2 separate regions of the Homo sapiens genome follow, and region 1 is linked to region 2. A link is an interaction called in ENCODE POLR2A ChIA-PET data of the cell type or tissue named here. Cell type or tissue: GM12878. All regions are shown on one strand. Links, peaks and the distances in the headings refer to the core of each region. The heading gives the core; the rest is flanking DNA.

Region 1 (15,266 bases), core at 6,995-9,494, 330 kb before region 2:
AAAACCCAAAAAATTAGCTGGGTGTGATGGCATGCGCCTGTAGTCCCAGCTACTTGGGAAGCTGAGGCAGGAGAATCGCTTGAACTCAGGAGGCGGAGGTTGCAGTGAGCCAAGATTGCACCACTGCACTCCAGCCTGGGTGACAGCAAAACTCCATCTCTAAAAAAATAAATAAATAAAATCCTATAAGGTATATAGAAAAGAAACAGCAAAATGACATAAGTCTTTCCTGATCAGTAACTAAGTGTAAATTGATTAAACTCTCCAATCAGAAGACAGAGATTGGCAACGTGGAAAAAAACTACATTACCCAATTATATGCCATCTATAAGAAACTTACTTTTTTATTTTTACTTTTATTTTTAGAGAGACAGGGTCTCTCTATGTTGCTCAGGCTAGATTTGAACTCCTGGGCTTAAGCAATCCTCCTGCCTCATCCTCCCAAGTAACTGGGACTACAAAAAAGAATCACTTTAGATCCAAAGACACAACTAGATTGAAAGTCAAAGGATGGAAAAACATATTCCATGCAAACACTAACCAAAAGAGAGCAGGGCTCTATTACTATAAGACAAAAGAGACTTTAAATTTAAAAAAAAGATTAAAAAAGGACATTATATAAAGGTTCAATACAGCAAGAAGATAAAATTATAAACAGATTACAACTAATAACAGACCATCAAAATATATAAAGCAAAACTGACAGAATTGAAGGGAGAAATAGCCAGAAACAGTGGCTCATGCCCGTAATCCCAGACTTTGGGAGACTGAGGTGGGCAGATGTCTGAGCTTTGGAGTTCAAGGCCAACCTGGGCAACATGGAGAAAACCTGTCTCTACAAAAAAGTACAAAAATTAGCCAGGTGTGGTGGCGTGTGCCTGTGGTCCCAGCTACTTGGGGCGCCAAGGTGGGAAGATCGTTTTGAGCCTGGGAGGTCGAGGCTGCAGCGAGCTGTGATCACGCAACTGCACTCCAGTCTGGGTAACAAAGTGAGACCCCGTCTCAAAAACAACAACAACAAAAACAACAAAAAACAAAACAACAACAAACACACACACACACACACACAACAAAAAACAAACAAGGGCTGGGCGTGGTGGCTCACGCCTGCAAGCCAGCACTTTGGGAGGCCGAGGTGGGCAGATCACCTGCGGTTAGGATTTTGAGACCAGTCTGGCCAACATGGTAAAATCTCATCTCCACTAAAATAAAAATACAAAAATTAGCCGCGCATGGTGGCGGGTGCCTGTAGCCCCAGCTACTTGGGAGGCTGAAGCAGGAGAATCGCTTGAACCCAGGAAGCAGAGGTTGCAGTGAGCCAAGATTGTGCCACTACACTCCAGCCTGGATAACAGAGCAAGACTCTGTTTTAAAAACAAAAAAACAAATTAAAAAACCCCTACCAAGACTAAATCACAAACAGAAAAGCTGAAGAGACCTGTAACTAGTAAGCAGATTTAATCAGTAATCAAAAATCTCCTAAGAAAAGTCCTGGACCTGAAGGCTTCACTGATTAATTCTACCAAACATTTAAACAACAACTAGTAGTACCAACCCTTCTCAAAACTTTTCCAAAAAAGTGGAGAGTAAGAAATACTTCCTAAATCATTCTAACAGGCCAGTATTACCCTCATATCAGAACCAGGCATTCAATAAAATAAAACCACAGACTAATATCCCTTATGCACAATGATGCAAAAATCCTCTACAAATACTAGCAAACTGAATTCAGTAGCATTTTAGAAGGATTATACACCACAAACAAGTGGGATTTACTCCTGAAATGCATGGATGGTCCAACCTACAAAATTCAATGTAACATACCACATTAATGGAATAATGGGAAACATATCACATCATCTCAATTGCTGCAGCAAAGGCATGTGACAAAATGTAACACCCTCTCAAAATGAAAACATTCAACAAACTAAACGTACAAGGGAAATATCTCAACATAAAGCCATATTTGAAAAACCTACATTGTTAAACCCGAGAAAGCTTATTACAATTTTTTTTTTTTTTTTTTTTTTTGAGACTTAGTCTTGCTCTGTCGCCCAGGCTGGAGTGCAGTGGCGCAATCTCGGCTCACTGCAACCTCCGCCTCCAGGGTTTAAGCAATTCTTCTGCCTCAGCTTCCCAAGTAGCTGGGATTACAGGCGCCCACCATCACACCCGGCAAATGTTTGTATTTTTAGTAGAGACAGGGTTTCACTATGTTGGCCAGGCTAGTCTCAAACTCCTGACCTCAAGTGATCCGCCCGCCTCGGCTTCCCAAAGTGCTGGGATTACCGGCGTGAGCCACTGCGCCCAGCCTAAAAGTTTTTAAAGAAAAAAAAAAAAACAGAGCCAGGCACGGTGGCTCACGCCTGTAATCCCAGCACTTTGGGAAGCTGAGGCGGGCGGATCACGAGGTCAGGAGATCGAGACCATCCTGGCTAACACGGTGAAACCCCGTCTCTACTAAAAATACAAAAAAATTAGCCGGGCGTGGTGGCGGGCGCCTATAGTCCCAGCTATTCGGGAGCCTGAGGCAGAAGAATGGCGTGAACCCGGGAGGCGGAGGTTTGCAATGAGCCGAGATTGCGCCACTGCACTCCAGCCTGGGCGACACAGCGAGATTCCATCTCAAAAAAAAAAGAAAGAAAAAAACAGAAATGCACATTGAATGAACATCATACTCAATAGTGAATGACTAAAAAATTTTCTTCTAAGATGAGAACATTCACCTTTACCACTACTATTTAACCTAGTACTGGAAGTTCTAGCCATAGCAATTAAGAAAAAAATATATATCCAAATTGGAAAGAAAAAAGTAAAATTAATTCACAGATTTAATATGATATGTAAAAAACTAGGCCTAAACATTACACACAAAAAATAATTACAATAACAGAATCAGCAAAGCAGCAGGATACAAAGTCAGCACACAAAAATCATTTGCATTTCTATATACTAACACTGAACAATTTGAAAAGGAAATTATAAAAACAATTCCACTTACAATAGCATTAAAAAGAATAAAATACCTAGGACTTTTAACCAAGGAGGTAAAAGATTCATACAATGAAAACTACAAAACATCGCTGAAAGAAATTAATGAAGATATAAGTAAGGAAAAACATCACACTTTCATGGGTTGGACGATATTGTTAAGACAAGATATCTTAATATTGTTAAGATGTCAATACTCCCAAAAGTGAGCTACTGATTCATATGTAAACTGAAGCAAAATCCCAATGACTTTTTTTTTTTTTTTTTTTTTTTTGCAGAAATAGAAAATACATGCTGAAATTCATATGGAATCTCCACGGACCCCAGATAGCCAACACCATGTTGAAAAAGAAAAACAGATTCAGGATTCACACTTCCTGATTTCAAAACTTACTAACAAACTGCAGTAATCACAACAATGTGGTACTGGCAGGAAGACAGACATACAGACTATTGGAATAGAGTTGACAGCCCAGAAATAAATCCTGGCATATATGGTCAAATGATTTTGACAAGGATGCCAAGACCATTCAACGGGGAAAAGATAGTCTTTTTAATAAATGTTGCTGAGAAAACTGGATATCCACATGCAAAAGAACATGGATATCATATCAAAGTCATAGGAAACAAAAGAAAACACAGACAAGCCAGGTGCACTGGCTCATGTAACACTTTGGGAGACTGAGGTGGAAGGATCACTTGAGCCCAGGAGTTCCAGACGGGCCTGAGCAACATAGTGAGGCCTTGTCTCTATAAAAAAATAAAAAATAAAATTACCCAGCCATGGTGGCACACACCCATAGTCCCATACTCGGGAGGCTTAGGTGGGAGGATGGCTTGAGCTAGAGTTCAATGCTGCAGTGAGCCGTGATCATGCCACTGCACTCCAGCCAGGGTGACAGAGCAAGACCACCCTGTCTAAAAAAAAAAAAAAAAGGATATGTCATGCAAACACTAATCAAAAGACAGCTGGACTGGCTATATTAATGTCAAACAAGCAAAGTAGACTTCATAGCAAAGAAAATTACCAGTGATAAAGAGGGCTGGGTGCAGTGGCTCACGCCTGTAGTCTCAGCACTTGGCCAACATGGGAGGATCACTTGAGGCTAGGAGTTTCAGACCAGCATGGGCAACATAGGGAGACCCTGTCTCTACCAAAAAAAAAAAAAAAATTTAAATAAGCATGGTGGCATGTGCCTGTGGTCCCAGCTCCTCAGAAGACGGAGGCAGGAGAATCACTGGAGCTCAGGAGTTCAAAGCTGCAGTGAGTTTTGATCACATCACCGTGCTCCAGCCTGGGTGACATAGCAAGACCCTGTCTCTAAAAAACATAAAATAAAATAAATAAAAGAGGGCTATTACATAATGATAAAAAAGGTCAATTCATCAAGACAGCATAATCCTAAGTGCATACGCATCTAACAAAAGAGATTCAAAATAAATGAAACAAAAACTGACAAATGAAGAACAGACAAATCCACTATCAGAGCTGGAGACTTCAACACTTCTCAATACATAGAACCAGTAGACAGAAAATCAGCAACCTGAACACCATCATCAACCAACTGGATCTAACTGACATCTAGAGGACACTCCACCTAACAACAGAGAAATATATAGTGTTTTCAAGTGTTCAAGCTTGGAGCACTCAAGATGGACTATATTCTAAGCCATAAAAGTCACAAAACAAATTTTTAAAAATTGAAATCATATAAAGTATGATCTCTGACCATAATGGAATTAAACTAGAAACCAGTAACAGAAAAATGAGGGAACTCTCCAAACACTTGATATTAAGCAACATACTTCTAAATAACCATGGCTCAAACAGGAAGTCCTTACCACACTAGCTATTGTCTAGCAGTTATCTTCATTTTGTTCATGCTGCTGAGTTTAGTGATCACTCACTGTGGTTTAATTTGCATTTTCTTTGACTAAATAAGTTGAACACTTCTTCATATACCTGTTGGCCACTCAAGTCTCTTGCCTGTTTTTCTATTTTTTTTTTTTTAGGATTTCTTTAGATATTAATCCTTTGTCATTGTGCATATGATACTAGTCCCGTGCACATCACACACATCTTCTAGTCTGTGGTATCTTTACACCCTTTTTGAGATAGAGTCTTGCTCTGCTGCCCAGGCTGGAGTACAGTGGCAGAATCACGGCTCACTATAGCCTTGGCTTCTCAGGCTCAAGTGATCTTCCCACCTCAGCTTCCAGAGTAGCTGGGACTACAGGCGCATGCCCTGACACCCGGCTAATTTTTAAATTGTTTGTTCAGACAGGGTCCCACTATTTTGCTCAGTCTGATCTCAAACTCCTGGGCTAAAGCGATCCTTCTGCCTCGGCCTCCTGAAGTGTTGGGATTACAGGCATGAGCCACCATGCACAGCCCTTTACACCCTCTTAATGGTGCCTTATAAAGGTTCTTAATTTTAATGTCACATAATTTGTCACTTCTTTATGGTTAGTGGTTTGTGTCCCTGTTTAAGAATTTTTTGCCTACCCCAAAGTCATGAAGATTCCCTCCTATGCCTTTTTTAGCACCTTTATTCTATATTGGCCGTTTCATTTATTTATTTATTTTTTGACACAGGGTCTTGCTCTGTTGCCCAGGCTGGAGTGCAGAAAGGCGATTATGATTCACTGCAGCCTCGACCTCCTGGGCTCAAGCGATCCCATTTCAGCCTACTGAATAGCTGGGAGTAGAGGCATGTGCTACCATGCTGGCTAATTTTATTTAAACAATTTTTTTTTTGCAGCGATGGGTCTCACTACACAGCCCAGGCTGGCCTTGAACCATGGGCTCAGGCAATTCTCCCTTCTCAGTCTCCCAAGTTTCAGAGACTACAAGAATATAACATCATGCCTAGCCCCATTAGTTTGTTTTATTGTTTTTTGTTTTGGAGACAGAGTCTCACTCTGTTGCCCAGGCTGGAATGCAGTGGTACGATCTCGGCTCACTGTAACCCCTGCCTCCAGGGCTCAAGCAATTCTCCTGCCTCAGCCTCCCAAGTAGCTGGGATTACAGGCATGCACCACCACACCTGGCTAACTTTTGTATTTTAGTAGAGACGGGGTTTCACCATGTTGGCCAGGCTGGTCTTGAACTCCCAACCTCAGGTGATCCGCCCGCCTAGGCCTCCCAAAGTGCTGGGATTACAGGAGTGAGCCACTGCCCCCGGCCCCCATTAAGTTTTAATAAGAAAAACTGCAGGCTGGGCATGATGGCTCACACCTGTAATCTCAGACTGTGAGAGGCTGGGGCAAGCAAATCACTTGAGCCCAGTTCGAGACGAGCCTGGGCAACATGGCAAAACCCTATCTCTACTAAAAATAAAAAATAAAATAAAAAATTAGCCAGGTGTGCTGGAAGAAACCTATATTCTCAGCTACAGAAATAGAATACAGGCTGAGGTGGGAGGACTGTTTGAGCCTGGGAGGCAGAGGATGCAGTGACCCAAGTTCCCACTACTGCACTCCAGCCTGGGTGACGACAAAGTAAGACTCCATCTCAAAAAACAAGAAAAGAAAAATTGATTGCAAAAAAATTGTTACACAATGTTTGCTGGTTTGGGCCACCACTGGGAATGGCTTTGCCTGTCTAGATGTTCGGATGCTGAGCACAGTCCACCCAGTTGGACTGCTCCAGGTATAGTACACAGTGGCTGCTAGATTCAGGGTCTTATGGGAACAGCTTCAGCCACTGTGAACTCAGCCAGGGGCGGCAAGGGCATTCTGAAGGTTTAGAGCTCGGCATAAGGGACGCTAACCCAGTGCCTAGAGCACCACCAGGTGCCTTACGCAGCTGGCCAATAACAATTTTAATGTAAAAATAAAAACTCTAGAAGAAAACATGCAGAAAATTACTTTATAATCTCAAAGTAGAGAAGACCTTGCTAACCAAGGACACAAAAGCCACTAACCTTTTTTTTTTTTTTTTGAGACAGAGTCTCACTCTGTCGCCCAGGCTGGAATGCAGTGGCACAGTCTAAGGTCACTGAAACCTCTGCCTCCCGGGTTCAAGCGATTCTCCTGCCTCAGCTTCCTGGGATTACAGGCGTGCACTACCGCGCCCAGCTGATTTTTGTATTTTTAGTAGAGACGGGGTTTCACCATGTTGGCCAGGCTGGTCTTGCACTCAAGTGATCCGCCTGCCTTAGCCTCCCAAAGTGCTGGGATTACAGGTAGTGAGCCACCGCACCTGGCCTCCATACTGTTTTCTATATAGAGGTTATAGTAATTTACAGTCCCATTAACAGCATATAAGCATTTCCTTTTCTGTGCATCCATGCCAACATCTGTTGTTTTTTGACTTTTTAATAATAGCCATTCTGACCAGTGTAAGATGATATCTCACTGTGGTTTTGATTTGCATTTCTCTGATGATTACTGATGTGAGCACTTTTTCATGTTTCTTTGCCGCTTGTATGTCTTCACTTGAGAAGTATGTGTTCTTGTCCTTTGCCTACTTTCTCTCTAATTCCTGGCCTCAAGTGATCCTCCTGCCTCAGCATCCCAAAGTCCTGGGATTACAGGTGTTAGCCACCACGCCCAGCCTTTGCTCACTTACTAATGGGTTTTTTTTTCTTGTTGAGATCCTTGGAGATACTACGTATTAGTCCTTTGCCAGAGGCTTAATTTGCAAATATTTTCTCCCATTCTATAGGTTGTCTATTTACTCTGTTATTTCTTTTGCTGTGTAGAAGTGTTTTCATTTAATTAAGTCCCATTTGCCTATTTTTCTTCTTGTTGCATTTGCTTTTGAGGTCTTAGTCATATATTCTTTGCCTAGGCTAATATCCAGAAGAGTTTTTCCTAGGGTTTCTTCTAAGATCTTTAGAGTTTCAGGTCTTATGTTTAAGTCTTTGAGTTAATTTTTGTATGCGGTGAGAGATAGAGGTACGGTTTCATTTTTCTATATATGGTTAGCCAATTTTCCCAGCGCTATTTATTGAATAGCGTGTCCTTCCCCCACTGCATATTTGTCAACTTTATTGAAGATCAGTTGGTTGCAGGCAAGTGGCATTACTTCTGGGTTCTCTATTCTGTCCCACTGATCTATGGTACAAAAATATGTACAAGTACCATGCTGTTTTAGTTACTGCATGAGTAGCTAGGACCACAGGTGTGCACCACCATGCCCAGCTAATTTTTTTGGGGGGACGTGGGGGGCAGGTACATTAGAGATGGAGTCTTACTATGTTGCCGAGGCTGGTCTCAAGCTCTCAAGAAATCCTTTCCCCTCACTCTCCCAAAAGAGGCCTTGTAGTATAATTTCAAGTCAGGTAATGTGATGCCTCCAGCTTTGAAGAACCTTTGTTCATTACAAGGCATCATTAAGAGAACGTAAAGGTGAGTCAAACACTGGAAGAAGGTATGTGCATACAAGAAAAGTTATTTTACTACAAAAAACTGTAAAGCTCTACATGGAAAAAATTTTATTAAAAGTCAAAGCCAAGCCAGGTACAGTAGCACATAGGTGTAGTCCCAGCTACGTGGGAGGCTGAAGTAGGGGGATCACTTGAGCCCAGGAGTTCAAGTCTAGCCTGGGCAACATGGTGAGACTCCACCTCAAAAAAGAAAAAAAATTTTTTTAAGTCAAATGATAAAAACTGGTAAAAACTATCTGTAACATTGTAACACTATATCCATTTCCACAATATAGAGTTCTTACAAATCAATAGGAAAAAGATTAATCACATAATCTTACAAACCAATAGGAAAAAGATTAATCACACAATCTAAAAGAATGCAAAGCCCACAAACATAAGGTCATAGGTAAACAAGTAGCTTTTAATCACGTGAAGAAAATACTCGTTTCCTCAATGAAAGAAATGTAAAGTAAAGCTACAAGACACCAATTTTTAACCGCTGAAATAGTAAAAGACAAAATGTTTCATGATATATTCTGTGAGTGTGTGGATATGAGTAAAAAGACATTCATTGTTAACGGAATGGAAACTGATTCAGCCTCCGTTTTTTTTTTTTTTTTTTTCAGTCTTGCTCTGTCACCTAGGCTGGAGTACAGTGGTGTGATCTTGGCTCACTGCAACCTCCACCTTCCGGGTTCAAGCGATTCTCCTGCCTCAGTCTCTGGAGTAGCTGGAATTACAGGGGTGCGCCACCATGCCCAGCTAATGTTATATTTTTAGTAAAGACGGGGTTTCAACATGTTGGCCACGCTGTTCTTAAACTCCTGACCTCAAGTGATCCACCTGCCTCGGTCTCCCAAAGTACTGGCATTACAGGCATGAGCCACCACGCCTGGCCAATTTGGCTTCTTTAGAAGGTAACTGGGTAACACCCCAAAACACTCTGATTTACCCATATCCTTTGACCCAGCAATTCCACTTATGTTACAGGAATATCCTACAAATATATGTGCAAATCTGCATAAAAGTATATACAAGTATGTTCAATGCACCATTAGCCATTGTAGAAGGAAATGAAAGCCATCTAATGTCCCTTGATAGGTGATACAATGAAGTATGAATGTATCCAAATGATGACATATAATGCAACTGCTAAACAAAATGATAGATTTATATGTAATAAGGAAAAATCTCCAAGACAGTTCATTAAGTTGCAAAAACGAGGTTCAGAACAATGGGTAAAATGTGCTACCGTTTATTTACATTGGGGAAAAGCAGGGATATATATTTATATTTGTATGTGCACAGAATTATCTGGAATATTTCAAGAAGCCTCTGATGAGGGAGTTTGGAGGTCAGGGGGCCAGAAGTAGGAGGGAATTTTTGTACCCTTCTGAAGCTCCTGGACAAAAAAAATTAACAATGTACAGGTATTCTTTTCTAAAACAGGTAAACCAGGCAAGAGCAATGGCTCATACCTGTAAACCCAGCACTTTTGGAGGCAGGAGGATCACCAGAGGCTAAGAGTTTAAGATCAGCCTGGGCAAGATAGCAAGACCCCATATCTACAAAAATTTTTAAAAGTCAGTTGGGTGTGGTGGCACACGCTTGTACTCTTGGCTACTCGGGATACTGAGGCAGGAGGATTGTCTGAGCCCAAGAGTTCGAGTCTATGCTCGTGCCACTGCATTCTAGCATGGATGACAGCAAAACCCTGTCTCTAAAAAAAATATAAAATAGGCCGGGCACAGTGGCTCACACCTGTAATCCCAGCACTTTGGGAGGCTGAGGCGGGTGGATCACGAGGTCAGGAGTTCAAGATCAGCCTGGTCAATATGGTGAAACCCCGTCTCTACTAAAAATACAAAAATTAACCAGGTGTGGTGCAGGCGCCTGTAATCCCAGCTACTCCGGAGGCTGAGGCAGGAGAATCGCTTGAACCTGGGGAGCGGAGGTTGCAGTGAGCCGGCATTGCGCCACTGCACTCCAGCCTGGGTGACAGAGTAAGACTCTGTCTCAAAATAAATAATAAACTTTTTAAAAAAAAAAATCAGGCAAACCAAACAAAACACACATACCCTTTAGCCTAGAAATCCTAGATTTAGGACTCCTTCCAAAAGAAATAAAAACACACACATACAGGTTATAAGTACAAAGACATTTATTGCATAATCTATAATGATAAAAACTATAAATATATCTTTATCAACAGGGGAATGTTTGATTAAATATGGAATATAATATGGCTTCCTATCTACTGACTTAGAGAAATGCTCATGATGCAATATGCATAGTATAATTACTTTTTTTTTTTTTTTGAGACAGGGTCTCACTCTGTCACCCAGGCTAAAGTAGAGTGGCATGATCACAGCTCACTGCAGCCTCGAAGTTACAGTGAGCTATGATCAGGCCACGCTGCACTCCAGCCTGGGTGACACACTGAGTACTCTGTCTCTAAATAAATAAATAAAAGGTTTCTTTACTAATTATACGAAGCCTTTTGATCTCTGAAATGCTTGTTACCCAGTCACGTGACTAAATGATGTGATGAATGATGTGACTCAATGAATGTAATGTGGTAAATATGACATGTAAACTTTTTAAAAGAAAAGCCATACACAGGCCTGGCGAGGTGGCTCATGCCTGTAATCCCAGCGCTTTGGGAAGCCGATGCGGGTGGATCACTTGAGGTCAGGAGTTCAACACCAGCCTGGCCAACATGGTGAAACCTCATCTCTACTAAAAATACAAAAATTGGCCAGGCGTGATGGCGCATGCCCGTAGTCCCAGCTACTCAGGAGGCTGAGGCAAGAGAATCACTTGAACCCCGGAGGCGGGGGTTGCAGTGAGGCGAGATTATGCCACTGCACTCCAGCCTAGGTGACAGAGCAAGACTCTGTCTCAAAAAAAAAAAAAAAAGAAAAGCCATACATATGAATTTTCGTTATATTTATAACCAATCTGCTGACTCGATGAAATATTTAGTAGAGCTGTAAATGGAAATTAGAATTTTTAAAAATACTGAGGGCCAGGCGTGGTGGCTCACACCTATAATCCCAGCACTTTGGGAGGCCAAGGCAGGAGAACCACTTGAGCCCAGGAATTTGAGATCATCCTGGGCAACATAGCAAGACCTGTGTCTACAAAAAAAATTTTTTTTTTAATTACCTACAGGCGGCCAGGCACAGTGGCTCATGCCTGTAATCCCAGCACTTTGGGAGGCCGAGGTGGGCAGATCACAAGGTCCGCAGATAGAGACCATCCTGGCTAACACGGTGAAACCCTGTCTCTACTAAAAATACAAAAATGGAGCTAGGCGTGGTGGCGGGAGCCTGTAGCCCCAGCTACTCGGGAGGCTGAGGCAGGAGAATGGCATGCAACTGGGAGGCAGAGCTTGCAGTAAGCTGAGATCACACCACTGCACTTCGGCCTGGGCGACAGAGCGAGACTCTGTCTCCAAAAAAAAATAAAAAATAAAAGAAAGAAAGAAAATTACCCACAGGCCAGGCATTGTGGCTCATGCCTGTAATCCCAGCACTTTGGGAGGCCAAGGTGGGCAGATCACTTGAGCGCAGGAGTTTGAGATCAGCCTGGGCAACATGGCAAAACCCTTTCTCTACTAAAAATACAAAAAATTAGCCAGGTGTGGTTTTACATGCCTGCAGTCCCAGCTACTAGGGAGGCTGAGGCAGGAGGATCACTTGAGCCTGGGATGTGGAGGTTGCAGTGAGCTGAGATTGCCCCACTGCACTCCATTCTGGATGATAGAGTGTAACCCCGTCTCAAAAAAAAAAAAATTACCCAGGGGCCCTTCTAGCTCTAGCTACAGGTAGGCTGAGTCAGGAAGATAAGGAAGTTGGGAAGATCAGAAAGATCACTTGATCCCTGGCAGTCTGAGGCTGCCATGAGTCATGATTGTGCCACTGTACTCGAGCCTGGGCAACAGAAATGAGACCTTGTCACTAAAAAAAAATTACAAAACGGAAATAAGCAAATGTTCAGTGTAACATGTATTCCATTCTATACTACATTTTGTTCATTCATGCACTGAAGGGCATTTAGACTGAATATGAGGTGTACACGTTTTTGTTTGAGCATTTCTTCTTTTTGACGGAGTTTCATTCTTGTTGCCCAGGCTGGAGTGCAATGGCACCATCTCAGCTCACCATAAACTCTGCCTCCCAGGTTCAAGTGATTCTCCTGCCTCAGCCTCCCGAGTAGTTGGGATTCAGGCACCCACCACCAAGCCCGGCTAATTTTTATAGTTTTAGTAGAGACGGGGTTTCACCATATTGGCCAAGCTGGTCTCAAACTCCTGACCAGAGGTAATCCGCCCGCCTTGGCCTCCCAAAGTGCTGGGATTACGGGCGTGAGCCACCGCGCCTGGCCCTTAAACACTTTTTCAATTTTTTGGGACATATCCTTAGAAGCGGAATTGCTGAATCATATGATGATTTTATCTTTAACTTGTTCAGGAACCTCAAACTGTTTCCCACAGCAGCTGTACCATTTTACATTCCCTCCAGCAATGTATCAGAGTTCTAACTTCCTTACATCCTCACCAATACTTTTTTTTTTTTTTTTTTAGGAAATGGCTGTCCTACTGGCCATGAAGTGGTATCTCACTGCAGTTTCAATTTGCACTTCTCTAACGATTCATGATGCTGATCATCTTTTCATGTGCTTGTTGGCACCTGCCACTCTTTGGAATGTCTATTCAAGTCCTATGTCCATTTTTTTTTTTTTTTTTTGGTCTTGGCTTCTTCACAGGACAAGTTCTACCATGCCCATTTTCTGAGTTGTCTTTTCATTGAGTTGTAAAAGTTCTTTCTATATTGTGCTACTAGAATGTCTTAGTCCATTTGGGCTGCTCTTACAAAATACCACAGACTGGGTAGCTAATAAACAACAGAAATTCTCACTGTTCTGGAGGCTGGGAAGTCCAAGATCAAGGTGTTGGCAGACTCTGTCTGGTGAAGGCCCACTTCCTCTAATGGCAGAAAGGGTAGGGGGTTTCTCTCTTGGGCCTCTTTTCTTTTTTTAAAAAAATTTTTGTAAAAATGGAGTCTCACCTTGCTGCCCAGGCTGGTCTCAAACTCCTGGGCCCAAGCAATCCTCCCGCCTCCGCCTTCCAAAGTGCTGGGATTACCGGCATGAGCCACCACACATGGCCACAAGGGCCTCCATCCTTATCCTTATGCACTAATCCCATCACCTTGCGGTTGAGGCCTTCACATATGAATTGGGTGGGGGGAGACATAAACATTTAGACAGCAGCATAGATTCTTATCAGGTATATGATTAACAAATATCTCCCATTCTGTGGGTTGTCTTCTCATTTTCTTGATAGTATACTTTTACACAAAAAAGTTTTTAATTTTGATTAAATCCAATTCATTATTTTTTGTTGTTTCTGCTTTTAGTGTCATATCTAGAGTCTACTGCCAACTCCAAGGTCATAAAGATTTACCCTTGTAGTATTCTTTTTTTTTTTTTTTTTTTTTTTTTTTGAGATGGAGTTTCGCTCTTGTTGACTAGGCTGGAGCGTAGTGGTGCGATCTCGGCTCACCGCAACCTCCATCTCCCGGGTTCAAGCGATTCTCCTGCCTCAGCCTCCCGAGTAGCTGGGATTACGGGCGCACACCACCACGCCCTGCTAATTTTGTATTTTTAGTACAGACGGGGTTTCTCCACGTTGGTCAGGCTGGTCTCAAACTCCTGACCTCTGGTGATGCCAAAAGTGCTGGGATTACAGGGGTGAGCCACCACGCCCAGCCTACCCTTGTATTCTTCTAAGAGTTTTATAGTTTTCACTCTTCCATTGGGTCTTTGATCCATTCTGAGTTAATATTTGTACATGATATGAGGTAAGGGTCTAACTTCATTCTTTTGCATGTGATATCCTGTTATCCCAGCTCCATTTGTGGAAGACACTACTCTTTCACCATTGACTAGTCTTGGCATCCCGGACAAAATCAATTGCTCATAAATATAAGGGTTTATTTCTAGACTCTCAATTCTCTTCCACTGACCCATATGTCTATCCTTATGCTGGTACAGTACCACACAGTCTTGATTACTATAGCTTGTAATAAGTTTTGATATAAGGAAGTACGTTCTTGAAAAAGAACAAAGTGGCTATTTGGGTTTTGGGTATTAAGAGCCCCTTGCAATTACATATGAATTTATTTATTTATTTATTTAATTTATTTATTTGAGACACAGTCTCACTGTATCACCCAGGCTGGAGTGCAGTGTTGTGATCTTGGATCACTGCAACCTCCATCTCCTGGGTTCAAGGGATTCTCCCGCCTCAGCCTTCCAAGTAGCTGGGATTACAGGTACCTGCCACCACATCCGGCTAATTTTTATATTTTTAGTAGACATGGGGTTTCACCATGTTGGTCAGGCTGGTCTCGAACTCCTGACCTCAAGTGATCTGCCTGACTCAGACTCCCAAAATGCCGGGATTACAGGCGTGAGCCACCGCACCCGGCCAATTCCATATGAATTTTAACATCGGTTTTTCCACTTCTGCAAAAAAATTAAAACGTTGTTGGGATTTTGATAGGGATTATGCTGGTAGATGCTTTGGGGGGAGTTTTGCTGTCTGAAACCTCCCTTAAATTTGTCTAGCAGAACATATAGAGCAAAATCACACAAAGGCAGCAGTGGCAGGCAGCACACTGAAAGAAATGCAGTGTAACTCATCTCGAATAACTTTTGTATACTTATACACGTAAAAACAGTTATTTCCTGTCCTGATTTCACCAATTTTAGCAGTCTAGAAAATGTGACTATACAACAGTAAATAAAAGTTAACATGATCAAAGAACTCAGGAGACAATTCTTTCCTTGTTCAATCTGCTGTCTCCCCAACCCCTGTCAAGATAAAGGAGA
Region 2 (15,266 bases), core at 10,484-12,983:
TGCTCAGGGTCACATAGCTCAGCAGTGGCGGCCGCTAATCGGAAATAGCTCTCCTGTTGTGGTATCCTCTGCGTTTTCCACTCCAGTATTCTTCCCTGGAAAATGGGAACCTTGTTTTCATCTTATATCTCATGCAGCGCCTAACATAGTCACCTGGTAAGATAGGCATTCCACACATATTTACTGAATCATAGTTATAAGAATCTGAGTGTTTTGGGTGTTCAGTGATCTCTGAATTAATCCGTTTTTGTAATGTCAGTCTGTACCAGTTGAGGGATTATTTAATAAGTCCAGTATGAGTGGTTTCGGAATTACCAGTTTTTGTAACGTCAGCTTATACCAGTCAAGGGACTATTTATTAAGTCAGCTATGTGTAGCCAATATTGCAGAGTTGAGTAAGAAGTCTTTGTCCTTAAGCAATCTCTTGAAAGGACTGAGCAATTTCGTGAATATCAGTAACACAAGGGTAAGAATAGGACATAAACTGAATGCTGTGAGAACTCCAAGAAAATCCAAGTTGATTTGGGGTTGGGGGAAATTATAAAAGACCTTGAGGGATTTTGTCCACAGCAGGGAATGGAGACACTTTCCAGGCAGAGGGAAGGGTAGGAGTAAAGGCTTTAAAAGCTGGAAACATTAGACTGTGAGATCTTAGGTACGTTTTTACTGAGTTGGGCTGCATTTAGAGGAAGAGTTTTAAAAGTTAGAAAACGAGTTTATGTGGCACTTATACTGGAGTCCTTTGAATGGGAATGAAAAGAGTGCATTTAAGAAAGTAAATCCTGGCCGGGCGCGGTGGCTTACGCCTGTAATCCCAGCACTTTGGGAGGCCGAGGCGGGCGGATCATGAGGTCAGGAGATCGAGACCATCCTGGCTAACATGGTGAAACCCCGTCTCTACTAAAAAATACAAAAAAAAATTAGCCGGGCGTGGTGGTGGGCGCCTGTAGTCCCAGCTACTCGGGAGGCTGAGGCAGGAGAATGGCGTGAACCCGGGAGGCGGAGCTTGCAGTGAGCCGAGTTCACGCCACTGCATTCCAGCCTGGGCGACAGAGCGAGACTCCGTCGCAAAAAACAAAACAAAACAATACAAAAAAGTAAATCCTGGAGCACCATTTGAGCGTTTTGGACTGAGCTGCTTTCTATGGCAGTTCATCTAAGGTAAGTTTAAGGTGAGAATGAAGATGAGAGGCCATTACCAGGCCATTATGCTATTTTTGCTTTTGGATGGGATGGTATGTAACTCCTCTTAGGCATAGATCTTGATCCTTTTTAAGTGAGAGAGAAAGATAAACAGATTTAATAATGAGCATCTGCCTAAGTCACTTGAATTTGTGTCTAAGTAGGTTCATTTCCTTAAAATCTCAGCCAGGTTGGGACTTCATTTCTTCAGCAGTAAATATTCTCAGTCTATCAGAACCAGTGGACAGTAGCGCCATCAGCATTAAGATTCTCATCACCTGGCCCAATGCTGAATATATAATTAGAATTTATTAAGTTGAATAAGTGAAGTTCTGCTAGCAGTGCTAAGCAGTGCCCTTGGATATCATTGACAGGCCTGATTCATAACACAGGAAGTTGGTTAAAGGGAAAAGGGATTCATGGGAAAAAGAGGCAGCAAGGCACAAATTGTGAATAGTGAATAAGAGGCACTGGTGATTTTCATTGTGTGAGGTTTGCTGCCATAGTGGCTTATCCTTTGAAGCCCACAAACATTCCTTGAGCCTTTCCTTTTGGTTTCACCTCCCCTTGCTTGGGCACTGTTTTAGAAATGATGACTGTGGCTGGGCGCAGTGGCTTACACCTGTAATCCCAGCACTTTGGGAGGCCTAGGTGGGTGGATCACTTGAGGTCAGGAGTTCGAGACCAGCCTGGCCAACATGGCAAAACCTTGTCTGTACTAAAAATATAAAAATTAGCGGGGCATGGTGGTGCGTGCCTGTAATCCCAGCTACTTAGGAGGCTGAGGCACGAGAATGGCCTGAACCCTGGAGGCAGAGGTTGCAGTGAGCCGAGATTGTGTCACTGCACTCCAGCCTGGGCGACAGAACCAGACCCCATCTCAAAAAAAAAAAAAAAAAAAAAAGACGACGGCACAGCTGAGAAGCATTGAAAGCAAATACATTAATTCTGAGACACCTACACAACTGTCATAGTGGCCTGAATATTTTTGCTAGGTGACTAGCTTGAGTTAATGGTGCTGCTATTGGCTAGCAAATACTTTTTTATTTTTCTATTTATAAGTGAAAGAGATAAACCAAGATTTATGTCTGAGTTATCACTTACTAACTGCCTTAATTATAGTTGCCTCATTTAGAAAGTTGCTTGATCGTAGCCTGCCATTGGCTCCACCCCCTAATTACTACCATATTCTCTTGTAATCTTCTCCATGCTCTATAACTCATAGTTGGCATTTCTTGCAATGAATGTTACAGGAAAACCAGTGGTCTGACTCTTCTGGGTTTTTAGATGAGAGACCTAAGAGAATTCTATGGGCCAGGTGTGGTGGCTCACGCCTGTAATCCCAGCACTTTGGGAGGCTGAGGCGGGCGGATCATGAGTTCAGAAGTTCGAGACCAGCCTGGCCAACATAGTGAAATCCTCTTTACCAAAAAAATACAAAAATTAGCCGGGTGTGGTGGCACACACCTGTAGTCCCAGCTACTCAGGAAGCTGAGGCAGGAGAATTGCTTGAACCCGGGAGGCAGAGGTTGTAGTGAGCCGAGATGGCGGCATCGCACTCCAGCCTGGGTGACAGAGCAAGACTCTGTCTCAAAAAAAAAAAGAGAGAGAATTCTATGTAGTTGAGGAATGAATGGGCCAGTCAGATTCTGCCCTAAAGAAGAGGAAGAATAACTGAGATACCAGCCATTTCCCTTATTTCTCTGACATACTTTTCTTTCTTCGTAGCACCTGGAATGGATAAAAGTGGCAGTTTTTGTTTCTTCCCATGAGGTTGTGTATCTGGACTGAGAACCAGGAAATTAATCTAGACTAAGACATTTCTAAGGACCTGGAATGGCTTTGGGGAGCACCAGGAGGACCCGAAAAGAGTATTTGAGGGCCTAGAGGGACAGAAGAGTTTGCCAGTAGGATTTATGAGAAACAATTGATCAGAAACAGCAGCAGAGAAACCTTTTAGATTTCTTCTGTGGAAAAGTTGAGTCTTGGTTCAAATTAAGTAAAATAAACACTGAAGAGAAATCAAAATCTCAAATATAAAAAGTATGTTACTTATAGTGTAAATTTAGGAAAACAAATGAAAGGACAGATCTTTAAAAATTTTTAACTATGGTGAAATATTTGTAAAACTTTTGGGCTCATCTCTGAGAATTGCTGTGATTCTGAAACTTGATAATATCTCAAATAGAGAACAGTTTCAGTGAAAAATAGCACTTGAGAATAAATCAGATGTTCCCAAGAAAGAAGATCTGAGAATGGTAAAGTGCCACTGACAAATAAATTATTTACATACTTACATATTACCTTGGCAAACACAAGAGACATTCAAGTTAAAGCACGGTGCTTGACAATACTATATTGAATGCAATAAAAGTTGGATTTCATTCATATGTACAACAAACTACTTTCTTCTTCACTTCAAGATTCGGTACAACTGTTCCTGAATTCCAACTCTCCATACATCCCAATGTCAGGGTCCCTGTAGCTCGGAGCCCTTATCCAGGTAGATGAACTGCTGCCCAGTGAACACTATGTACAAAGCAATTTGAGCACCATTCTCTTTTCTGGCAGTGAGGTAAAATCAGGTCTTTTTGGAAGGGGAGAAGCCACATTGCATCTCTGCTACACACAAGATTACTCTGTCATTGCCTTTGAGTCTTTCACGCTCCCTTCTTCTGAAGCATCAGTTTTTATGGAAACTTATCACACCTGTCTTGTGGGCACATCTTGCTCCATCCCTCCTCTCTTCATATTGTCCGTTTTCCGGTATTGAGTTAGGGAAAGTATGCAGGTATTCCTGTCATTCCTGACTGAGGCTGTTGTATCTGTCAAAAGAGAGGAGAGGTAGGGGGCATTCTGAAAAATGATCACTCATGGCTTGCAGGAGCAAGAGCCAGACAGGACTTTGCAACTGGCAGCTTTCTGAGTGCATAAGACCTCCACCTCTAGACTAGCTCTTCAGTCATGGTTAGCCCCTTCAGTCCATTATCCTCCAATACAATGCCCATGCCTTCTGGGGCTTTCAGCTAAGTTTTGTTTAAAAAATGTGGGTTTTTTTTTTGCCAATTCATTAAGGCTTTTCCCTTTGTTTTCTCCTGTTGGTGGTTCAGAGTTAAATTCAGTATGAATAAGAGAGGGAAATATACAACACTGAATTTGGAGGAGAAAATGAAGGTTCTAAGTAGAATTGAAGCTGGACGATCACTTAAAAGTGTAATGGATGAATTTGGAATCAGTAAGTCAACATTTTATGACATTAAAAAAAATAAGAAGTTAATTCTGGACTTTGTACTGAAGCAGGACATGCCATTAGTAGGGGCTGAGAAGAGAAAGAGGACAACGGGAGCCAAATATGGTGATGTAGATGATGCGGTCTACATGTGGTACCAACAGAAACGCTCAGCCGGTGTTCCGGTAAGAGGCGTGGAGCTTCAGGCTGCTGCAGAGAGATTTGCACGGTGTTTTGGGCGAACAGATTTCAAAGCTAGCACTGGTTGGCTTTTTAGATTTCGAAATCGGCATGCAATTGGGAACCGAAAAGGATGTGGGGAACAAGTCCTAAGTTCAGTTTCTGAAAATGTTGAGCCATTTCGACAAAAACTGTCCATGATAATCAAAGAGGAGAAACTGTGTCTAGCTCAGCTATACAGTGGGGATGAAACAGACCTCTTTTGGAAGTCAATGCCAGAAAATTCTCAGGCAAGTAGGAAAGATATCTGCCTACCAGGGAAGAAAATAAACAAAGAAAGGTTGTCTGCCTTTTTATGTGCAAATGCAGACGGAACTCATAAATTAAAGTCAATCATTATTGGAAAATCAAAACTGCCCAAAAGTGTGAAAGAGGACACAAGTACATTGCCTGTGATATATAAACCCAGTAAAGATGTTTGGTTCACCAGAGAATTGTTTTCAGAATGGTTTTTTCAAAACTTTGTTCCTGAGGTCCGACATTTTCAACTTAATGTTCTAAGATTTCATGACGAGGACGTCAGGGCATTGTTACTTCTGGACAGTTGCCCGGCTCATCCTTCCTCTGAATCCCTAACCAGTGAGGATGGTCGAATAAAATGTATGTTCTTCCCCCATAACACTTCAACCTTGATTCAACCAATGAATCAAGGTGTGATCTTGAGCTGCAAACGGCTGTATAGATGGAAGCAACTTGAAGAGAGTCTTGTAATATTTGAAGAAAGTGATGATGAGCAAGAGAAAGGAGATAAAGGAGTTTCCAAAATTAAAATCTACAATATAAAAAGTGCAATTTTTAACTGGGCAAAAAGTTGGGAAGAAGTAAAACAAATAACCATAGCAAATGCATGGGAAAATCTTCTTTACAAAAAGGAACCTGAATATGATTTTCAAGGCTTAGAACATGGGGATTATAGAGAAATTCTTGAAAAATGTGGGGAGTTGGAAACTAAGTTGGATGATGATAGGGTGTGGTTAAATGGAGATGAAGAAAAGGGTTGTCTCCTAAAAACCAAAGGTGGAATAACAAAGGAAGTTGTTCAAAAAGGAGGAGAAGCTGAGAAGCAGACTGCTGAATTTAAATTATCTGCTGTAAGAGAGAGTTTGGACTACCTTCTTGACTTTGTTGATGCCACACCTGAGTTTCAGAGATTCCACTTCACACTGAAAGAGATGCAACAAGAAATAGTCAAGAAACAGTTCCAGAGTAAAATCCATTCTAGAATTGGTAGCTTTTTGAAACCTAGGCCTCATAATATTAAGGACTCCTTCAGTGGGCCTTCAACTTCTGGTTCTAATCATTAGATTTTGTGTTTAAAGATTTCTGCCATTATATGATGTAGGCCAGCTGTGAATTGTCTTGTTTTAGCAACTGACATTATTTTGTATATCAGTGCCCATTTATATAATGGTTATAAAATTTACAGTTTGAAAATAATACATTTGTGTTTCTTTAAATTTATTTAAATTTGTGTTTCATAAATTCATTTTTTTAAATTTTACACAAGGATCTGAATAATGAAGTATTGTCCCAGATTATCTAAGGTGGAATGCCTTTGCGAAAAGCATTAGTTTGTAATCATATCGTATAACAAAGAAACTGTGCTGACTAGTTCTAGTTAGCTTTAAGATAAGGATAAATTAGGTTTTCAATTTAATGGTAAAACACACTCTGCTTTCTTAACTCTGTTACTACCTATTTAGTGTTTGTTTTCCTCTTACTGTGAAAGTAACATGCTGATTATAGGGAATATATAAAAAAAGATAAAAAGCACTCAATTCTATTGACTAATGATAACCTCAACACTTCGGTGTATACCATATATTTTTTAAATAGGCAGATTACATTGTAAATAAAACCTTATCTCTTACTGTCTTAACATATTTTATGGTTTGTTACTAATACGTTAGCATTTATTGAGTATATAGGATCGTATATATATGTTAGTCTTCATAATAATGACTTCCCTTTTCAAATACATAAGGAAACAGATTTAGAGAGATTAAGTAACTCGACAAAGGTCACATAAACTGGTAAACAGCAGAGGTGAGACTTAAATTCTGTTTAATGCCAAAGCTCAGGCTTTTAACCATCATACGGCACTATTTCTGAGAGTTTCCCTTAGGTCATTAAAATCTCTTAACCTCACATTTGATGGTTTTTTAATACTCCACCAGGGGATGTAACGTATCAGTTGAACTACCAGGTCAAATAGAATGAACTTTTGAAAAAGCTGCGATACACGCTGTTAAATTGCTTTCACATTCCCACCATTATTTTGAAAGTACTTCTCCCAATGCACCAATCCCAACATTGAATATTGTTAAGCTCTTAGTTTTTGCTAATTTTGTAACCAAAAGAATGGTATCTTTATGGTTGTTCCCTATTTAATATAAGGTGTCAGGTGAGTTGATATTTGCAAATAACAAGCTTTGTTTGGATAATTAGCTCTTATTGGCTTTCAGTGTTTCCTTTCTCATATATTATCTTCAAGAATCTGTTTCTGGCCGGGCGCGGTGGCTCACGGCTGTAATCCCAGCACTTTGGGAGGCCGAGGAGGGCAGATCACGAGGTCAGGAGATCGAGACCATCTTGGCTAACATGGTGAAACCCCGTTTCTACTAAAAATACAAAAAATTAGCCGGGCGCAGTGGCAGGCGCCTGTAGTCCCAGCTACTCGGGAGGCTGAGACAGGAAAATGGCGTGAACCTGGGAGGCGGAGCTTGCAGTGAGCCGAGATCGCGCCACTGCACTCCAGCCTGGGCGACAGAGCGAGACTCCGTCTCAAAAAAAAAAAAAAAAAAAAAAAAAAGAATCTGTTTCTGAGATGGGTATTCTGTTACACTGGTGAATACTAGGCAATTATAGTATAAAATTAGTGACTAAATACAGAACTACTGGGGTCCACTCTTGCTCTAGTACCTTGCCATTTTCATTACTGGCTAATATGAATTTCTCTTTTTTTTTTTTTTTTTGAGATGGAGTCTCGCTGTATCACCCAAGCTGGAGTGCAGTGGCACGATCTTGGCTCGCTGCAACCTCCACCTCCCAGGTTCAAGCAATTCTGCCTCAGCCTCCTGAGTAGCTGGGATTACAGGCGCGTGCCACCACACCTGACTTGTATTTTTAGTAGAGACGAGGTTTCACCATGTTTCTCAGGTTGGTCTTGAACTCCTGACCTCGTGATCCGCCTGCCTCAGCCTCCCAAAGTGCTGCGATTACGGGTGTGAGCCACTGCGCCCGGCCTGTGAATTTTAATGAAAAGCAAATGCCCACTTTCCATGTTTGAAAATATACAAGCTATTCTTACTATCTTAAGTCAACTTCAGCATAAAATTTATTCAAGCCTCCTCCAGACACCAACTCCCTCTGCGAATTTATTCCTAATTTAAGTAAAATTGGAAAGAATTTACATTACTTTTCTCTCCTTTCAAATTGTAAGTGCAGTTTTCATTTAATGGAGTTCTCATTTTTTTTATTGTTCCTAGGTAGGTTTGTTGTTGCTGTAAGTGGGTTCCTTTTTTATTAGTAGTGATTGCTGATATTTTCACCTTGTAAATTCAGTAGTTATCTTTTTTGTGCCTTATTTATTACCCAGAACTTGTAGAAAAAATATATCAACATTGCCACTGGGCATCCTTTTTACATTCAGTTTAGGCTTGATTTGTGCTTTCTTGCCTTATTCAGTCTGCAGCCTGGTGGAAGATGGGAGACCTTTAACATCAAGCAGCTTGACTTTTTCTTTTTTTAAGATTAGTCCATAATGACTGCAAGCTGGGGTTGGGTGAGGGCGAAGGTAGTAATTACTCTTTGCTTGATGTTTTGCCTCTTTTGAAAGACCTTCCAAGCCTGGGACAGGATGGATTGTGGAAGTGGAGGGGGATGGCAGATGAGGACTCTGGGCAGCTCTCTAGTTCCTTTTAGTTTGGGTCTTTGCATCAAACATCATCATTCTTTTTAGTGATAATAAATTCCTAGAGTGACCGAGAGTCACCCCAGTTTTCAAAAGTACTCATTGATTCTGGAAACTTCCTGTTAACTGTTTCATGTACTAGACAATAGCATGTTGTTGGAGATTCAGCTCTGAATAACCAAGAAAATGAATGAGAACAAACCACCATGGGATGTGTAAGGGCCGGAGCCAAAGTGAGCATAGGGAGGGCCTTTGAGACTTGGATAGCAGGGGAGGTGTCTGAGAGGACAGTGCGTGACTTTTGAGCTGGGTTTAAAGTTGTGAAGCAGGGGCTCAGTCTCTGCGGTGGGCACGTGTATCTCCCAGGCAAGCTGCAAGGTCCCTGGACCGTTGCCTTGGGGGCCTCTGGCGGAGAAGAGCAGGAAAGACAGGTCAAGGCTAGTGTCCCTGGGGGACATCCTACGAGATTTTAGACGGGTCTCGGCCCACGTAAGTCTTGACCGCTCCACCTCCTGGATCTCTCCTCTCCACTCTTCGTCCTCACTGCCCTGCCCTGGTCCAGGCTCCCTTCGCCTTCTGCGTTGACTCTGCCTCTTCAGTTGCCCTGCCTTCCTTTTCTGTCCCCTCTCCATTCTTGCCCGACCCTTATTCTCTTACCAGAAGAGAGCGAACTAAAACAAAAAGGGGAGCCTCGGGCTTCAGACACTTCGTGGGCCTCCCACTGTTTAAAGAAAGGCCTAGCCCCTAGGGCGGCCCCGCGCTTTCCTGGCGCCCGCTCGCACGCACCCCAGCTCGGCCCTCCGCGCCTCCCGCTAGACCGCGAGGGCCGACGGGGGAGTTTTAGAGGGTGCAGGTGCGCCACCGCCTCGAGTCTAGGAGAGGAAACCCCTGCGGCTGTGCGTGCGAGAACCACCATACACCGGAGCCACCATACACCGCCCGGGCGGGAACGCTGGAAGGGAGGGGAGGGGCGGTGACTTGGGCGGCTGGGGCGTGATCGTGGCCCCAGGGGTCTGGGCACAGGTCCCGGGACGGCCGCGGGAGGAGGACCGGCCAGAGGGCAGGGAAAGGCCGGGACCGGGCGCAGGGCGGCCTTCGCTTCTGGGGGCAGAGCCGACGCTGAGGGGAGCGGCAGCCCCGAGGCCCGGGGCGGCGGTTGGAGGAGGCTCGTGGGCCCGGCCGCGTGTGAGCCGATGCGGAGCAGGAGGCGTCTGCTTTGCCCAAGCCTGAAAAGGGAGTCTCTGGTTCTGCAAATCACTCCTGGGGATAGGAACTTCTCCGAGAAGTCCAGGCACTCACACTTGCGCCGGGTGCTGGGGCTGGACTCCTGCCGGGAGGCCCAGGAGAGCCGAGAACTCCCTCAAGGGCAGCAGCACCTCGGGAGTGGGGAACTGGCCTCCCTGAACGGAATGGAGGGCAAGCAATTCCTCATGATGTCCAAAAACATACGCTGGACTTCAGAACGATACTCCTTAATGTTTTTCTTTCCCGTTCTCGCTGCCTGGAGAAATACTACTCTCCTTGGAGCACGTTGGGGATGCTTGAGAGCCACCGGATTTCTGACAGAATCTTTTGAGACATTTAAGGTGTCTCTGTAAGCTAATTGAGAGCAATAACATTAACTGGGAGATCAGAATTTTTTTGTGATCTGAGTCATTTTTCCTCAACCATTTTGTCGTTGTTGAACTTAACCTAGATCATTCCCAGTGCCTCTTCACTGTACCACTCAGGCAAGGTCTAGCTGGTCTTATTAAAAAGTATATGATGGGAAGGAAATATTAACCGCCCTTTCAAGAACAGAAGTCAATAATTGGGAGTGCTTGCAAGCTAGACTGAAGAGTAAAAGAAAATATTTCAAATAAATAAATAAATAAATAAATGCATTTTGCTTGAATTCATCTAGCTATTCCTGAGTTCCTGACCTCCAAAATTAAGTCTCCTAGTGCTAAGAAATTTGCTAGTTGGTTTTCCTGTAACACACATTAAGACACTTTACGTGACTTAGTTGTTTCAAATGCTTGTGAAACACTTAGAAAAAATTACAAGTTTTAAAGCAGTGGTGATTTTGCACATTCCAAAGTAGTATCAGTTAATGTAATGAATCACTCTTCTTTAAAAAGTGCTGAGTCTAGGCGGGGCGCGGTGGCTCACGCCTGTAATCCCAGCACTTTGGGAGGCCGAGGCGGGCAGATCACGAGGTCAGGAGATCGAGACCATCCTGGCTAACATGGTGAAACCCGGTCTCTACTAAAAATAGAAAAAATTAGCCAGGCGTGGTGGCGGGCGCCTGTAGTCCCAGCTACTCGGGAGGCAGAGGCAGGAGAATGGCGTGAACCCGGGAGGCGAAGCTTGCAGTGAGCCGAGATCGTGCCACTGCACTCCAGCCTGGGTGACAGAGCGAGACTCCGTCTCAAACAAAACAAAACAAAAAAGTGCTGAGCCTAAAACCTGAAATTTCAGATTATGGTGCTGAGACCCAAAAGTTCTTTCATTACAGCCATCAAAACTTTTAAAGTGACTTCTGATGGATTTTTCTGAAAAATTCAGTGCTTTTAAAACATTCTTCCAGTCTGTGTCCCACCTCTGGCTTTGTTGTCATTGCTCCCCAGCCTGACGCTGCCAGGCCTTTTCACAGGGCTTAGATGTGGCACTGGTTCTCACCCACCAGCCTCCCTGCTGGTTTCATGTGCTACCTTTGCTAAGGATGTGTGGCTGCTGCTCAGGGTCACTCCACATCTCCCAAGACCTCTTTGCACCCATTTGGACTTAGAGGCTAGAGGTCCTTATTGTCCCAGGGTTAGTCTCCCTGTGACATAAAAGCCACTCAAACTGTTTTGGCTTCTTTTACAAGAGCCCTAGTGGGCAAAGTATTAATGTGAAAAAGCACTAACTTGGACATCTCTTGCAGTGACCTAGTTCTCACACTGCTATAAAGATACAGAGACTGCGTAATTTACAAACAAAAGAGGTTTAATTGACTCAGTTCTGTGTGGCTGGGGAGGCCTCAAGAAACTTACAATTATGGCGGAAGGCAAAGGGGAAGTAGGTACCTTCTTCACAAGGTGGCAAGAGAGAACAAGCAAGCACGCAAGTGAAGGGGGAACTGTTACACTTTTAAAACCATCAGCTCTCGGGAGAATTCAGTATCAGGAGAACAGCATAGGGGAAAACCGTCCCCATGATGCAAGCACTTCCCACCAGGTCCCTCCCTTGACACATGGGGATAACAATTAGAGATGAGATTTGCGTGGGGACACAGAGCCGAACCGTATCAGACCTCATGGGGGCCTGCAGTAAGGGAATCAGACCTACTCTCTCAAACATGAGTACAAGGGAAGGAGATGTCATCAGTCCCTGAAATTCCTGCCAGTGTGGTCTTCAGTGACCTCAGTCAGTGTTAGATGCTTAGAAGGAAATCTTTTGGATCATCTGTCGACAGTTGGCACTTTCTTACATGCCAGGCATAGTGCTGCTTTATGTAGTTATTTTCTGTGATGTCATCTCATTAAAACAGGCCAAGAACAGCTAAGCATGTGAAGTTTACTAGAAGGGGAACTAGACTGAAGATTTGAGTGAAGCGTTCCAATGGAATGCCTTTTTATGGCAAATACCTGAGAGTCATTTCCCAGCTTCAAGCTGCAGTGTTCCAAGTATGAGCAGCACCAGTTGGACCACATCATAAGATCTGTGTGGGTGATGTTACCAAGGGAGGGAGAGTAGATGGAAGGGGCGCTTTCCAGTCTCTGTCCACATAAACTGCCATCTTAACCAGAGTGCTTTGTAGGAACACCAGCTTTACATTCCATCCAATTCATGACATCAGCAGCCTGGCTGGCCCTGCACTGCTCCACTGGAGTGTGGTCCTGCTCCTACCACTGTTGATCCTACTCTGATCTCTCTAATCCTAACCCTCCACTTCCCTGCCCTCAACCCCCACACCACCACTGCCCTCCTCCTGTGAACAAGCTGATTAAGAGGAAGTTACAGAAATGAGAAATAGTGAGATATTAAAAAACTGGCTCAGACAACCAAAGAAAAACACATACTAAACTGAGGCAGGGCTGAGAGAAGGATCAATGGAGCGCTGTTTCCATGACTTCAAGTTGCTATATCCATCAGCCTGTTCCCAAAGGACTGTTTCTTCATCTTTTTCACCCGAAGAACAGCTGGATACCTTCCTCCGGGGCTGTATCCTGAGGTGTTTTCCTGGCATCCGATTTCCTACTCTTAGAATACTCCCCCGTTTCCCACAGATACACACTACTAGAATTCCTATTTCTGATATGCCATTCTAAAATGCAATGCTAGTAATCCCAGCACTTTGAGAGGCCAAGATGGGAAGAAGGCTTGAGCTCGGGAACTCAAGACCAGCCTGGGCAAATAGTGAGACCCCACCTCTACCAAAAAATAAATATAATGCTTTCCCTTAATAATTGCGCCATCTCCTATATCTTCCTACCATTAATAATCAATAACTCAGTTATACTGGGACCATCTTAACTTCCACCCTGGAAATCAGTTGCAAGACCAAAATATCCTGTTCTCTAAGAGTCAGATCTTCCTCAGCTACTGAGTAAGAATGTAAACATTCTAAACAAAGAATTGAAAACATTTTTACTGCTATAGACCACAGAAGGAAAGAATACTTTCTAGAGACCCTATGACAGCATCACCCCAGCAGCCATTTGGCTTGACCCTTTGTTACCACATGGCAGTCCCAGCCTGGAGGCTGCCAGGCCCTCACCTGCCTCTGCCTGTCTGCTGCCTCCTTTGTCAGCATCTTCCTGACCAACCCAGTAAGTCTATGAGAAAGCAGGGCCTCTGACCAAGGCAGAGGGGAGACAGATCAACACTCGGGGGTCTAGACAGAGGCTTTCATTGAAGACTCACAGACATTTATGTTTCCTGAAGATATTTATTCCCATCCAAACATTTTCAACAGGGAAAGACACAATCCCCAATTTCCCCCTAGGATTCACATTTTCAATTTTCCAGGGAATCTCTCTTTCCTGGAATGCTCTCGTTCCTCTGGAGTCAGGAACAAGACTCCAGAGCTGTTTATTTTTCTCACACAGGTGGGGGGAATCTCATTCTCCACAAAGGGTTATCAGACACCTACTTCCTCTGCCAATTCCTGGGCTGACCTGCAAATTCCACCTTATTATTGCCCTTGGGCCTCTGGTTCCTTTTTGTCTGAGGTCATATTTACATGTGTAATCTGCCAATGGGCACTCCTGTTAGGCCATCGTAGGGCACGTGGTGGCTTGATCTGGACTGCCCATGGCTTCCCAACTGGGGCCTTCGGGACAGCTGCAACTCACAACCAGTCTTTTGTTGACCTTCAGCTGATTTCCCAGGGTACTTGGCCCCTCTTCTTTGGTCTCAGGGGCCCCGGAAGCCCAAATGCTCCTACTGAATGTCCCAAATGAGGAAGAAGTATCAAAAACATCACATGGATTCCCAAACTTGTTAAGGTAAACTGGACAGTCAGGTGCCCAAATCGCACCTTGGCTTTAAAAAGACCAAGAGGGTAGGAGCACCCTGGGGCAGGGTGGACTTAACAGAGAATTCCACCCTGAGGTCACCTCAGAGACTTGCCATCCTTTCTCATGCAGACAGAACTCCTTTTCAGTTTTATGCCAATCCTCTGCTGCCTCTGCACCTCCCTCACAATGAGCCCCCATTACCTGAAGAATGCAGAGGTCATTTGGTCGGCTGGGCAGGGAATACCAGCTCTTGCCAACAGGCTCCTCTGAATATGCCACCTCACCTGGGGCAAAGAGAAACCCCACTGTTACTAACCTGTGTGAGTTCTCTGATGACTCATAAGACGGGAACTCCGAGAGAAGCTTTCTCCACATTCAGAACATTTATAGGGTCTCTCTCCCGTATGCGTTCTCAGGTGGCGAATCCGATTGGAGCTGTGAGAGAAGCTGTCTCCGCACTCATGACAGGTATAGGGTTTTTCTCCTGTGTGGATTCTCTGGTGCCTGATTAAATTGGATCTATGAGAGAAGTTTTCCCCACAAAGGGTACATTTATACGGTTTCTCTCCTGTGTGTGTTCTCTGATGTCTGGTGAGGTGCATGCCCTGCCGGAAGCTTTTCCCACAAGTCAAACATTCAAAGAGCTTCTTCTCTGCCTTATGGGCTCCATGGTTTGTAAGAAAGGGGGTGCTGTCACTCACAGCTTCCCCACACTCAGAGAAGGGGTAAAGTCTCTCTCTCTCATGAGTTCTTTCGTGAATGACGAGGTGTGAACTCCGAGAGAAACTTTTCCCACACTCGGGACACTTATAAGGTCGCTCTCCAGTGTGAATTCTCTGGTGCCGAAGGAGGTTGGAACTGTGAGCAAAGATCTCCCCACACTCAGGGCACTTGTAGGGCTTCTCCCCAGTGTGCGTTCTCTGGTGCCTGTGGAGGTTGGAGTTGCAGGAGAAACATTTTCCGCAAATGTTGCACTGATAGGGCTTCTCACCCGTGTGGGTGCGTTGGTGGCGAGTCAGATGGGTGTTCTGACTGAAGCATTTCCCACATTCAAGGCACTTGTGGGCCTCCTCTCCCAGGTGTGCTCTGTGTAGTGACAGGAAACGTGGGTTCCCACCAAAGATTTCAGTGCAGTCCACACCCATACACAGTCTTTCAGCTGCATGTATTCTCTGGTGCCTAATTAGGTTTGAGTTGTTAGAGAAATTTTTGCCAC

What was found. Peaks named below come from ENCODE experiments on the same cell type or tissue, not always from the same donor. Only the 100,000 strongest peaks of a DNase experiment are listed, where the experiment ranks them.
Region 1: POLR2A ChIA-PET joins it to region 2 with 12 read pairs; 2 of 35 experiments call an interaction of 5 or more read pairs at or near these places.

The regions. Positions count from the first base shown.
Region 1 is chr16:3,615,937-3,631,202 of GRCh38, reverse strand. It overlaps a transcript of DNASE1 not described here. Among named protein-coding and RNA genes, the nearest start is that of SLX4, 12 kb to the right of the region's middle. RefSeq lists an enhancer at 5,110-5,209. In GM12878, for the core only: no CTCF peak of the experiment used is centred there; no DNase peak of the experiment used is centred there; H3K4me3 peaks cover 1,788 bases; H3K27ac peaks cover 1,552 bases.
Region 2 is chr16:3,289,654-3,304,919 of GRCh38, reverse strand. ZNF263 (zinc finger protein 263) reads right to left here. Exons shown (of 6, transcript NM_005741.5): 6 at 13,460-15,266. The coding sequence ends at 14,362. TIGD7 (tigger transposable element derived 7) reads left to right here. Exons shown (of 2, transcript NM_033208.4): 2 at 2,911-6,112. The coding sequence starts at 4,306. The coding sequence ends at 5,955. Among named protein-coding and RNA genes, the nearest start is that of TIGD7, 8.1 kb to the left of the region's middle. In GM12878, for the core only: no CTCF peak of the experiment used is centred there; no DNase peak of the experiment used is centred there.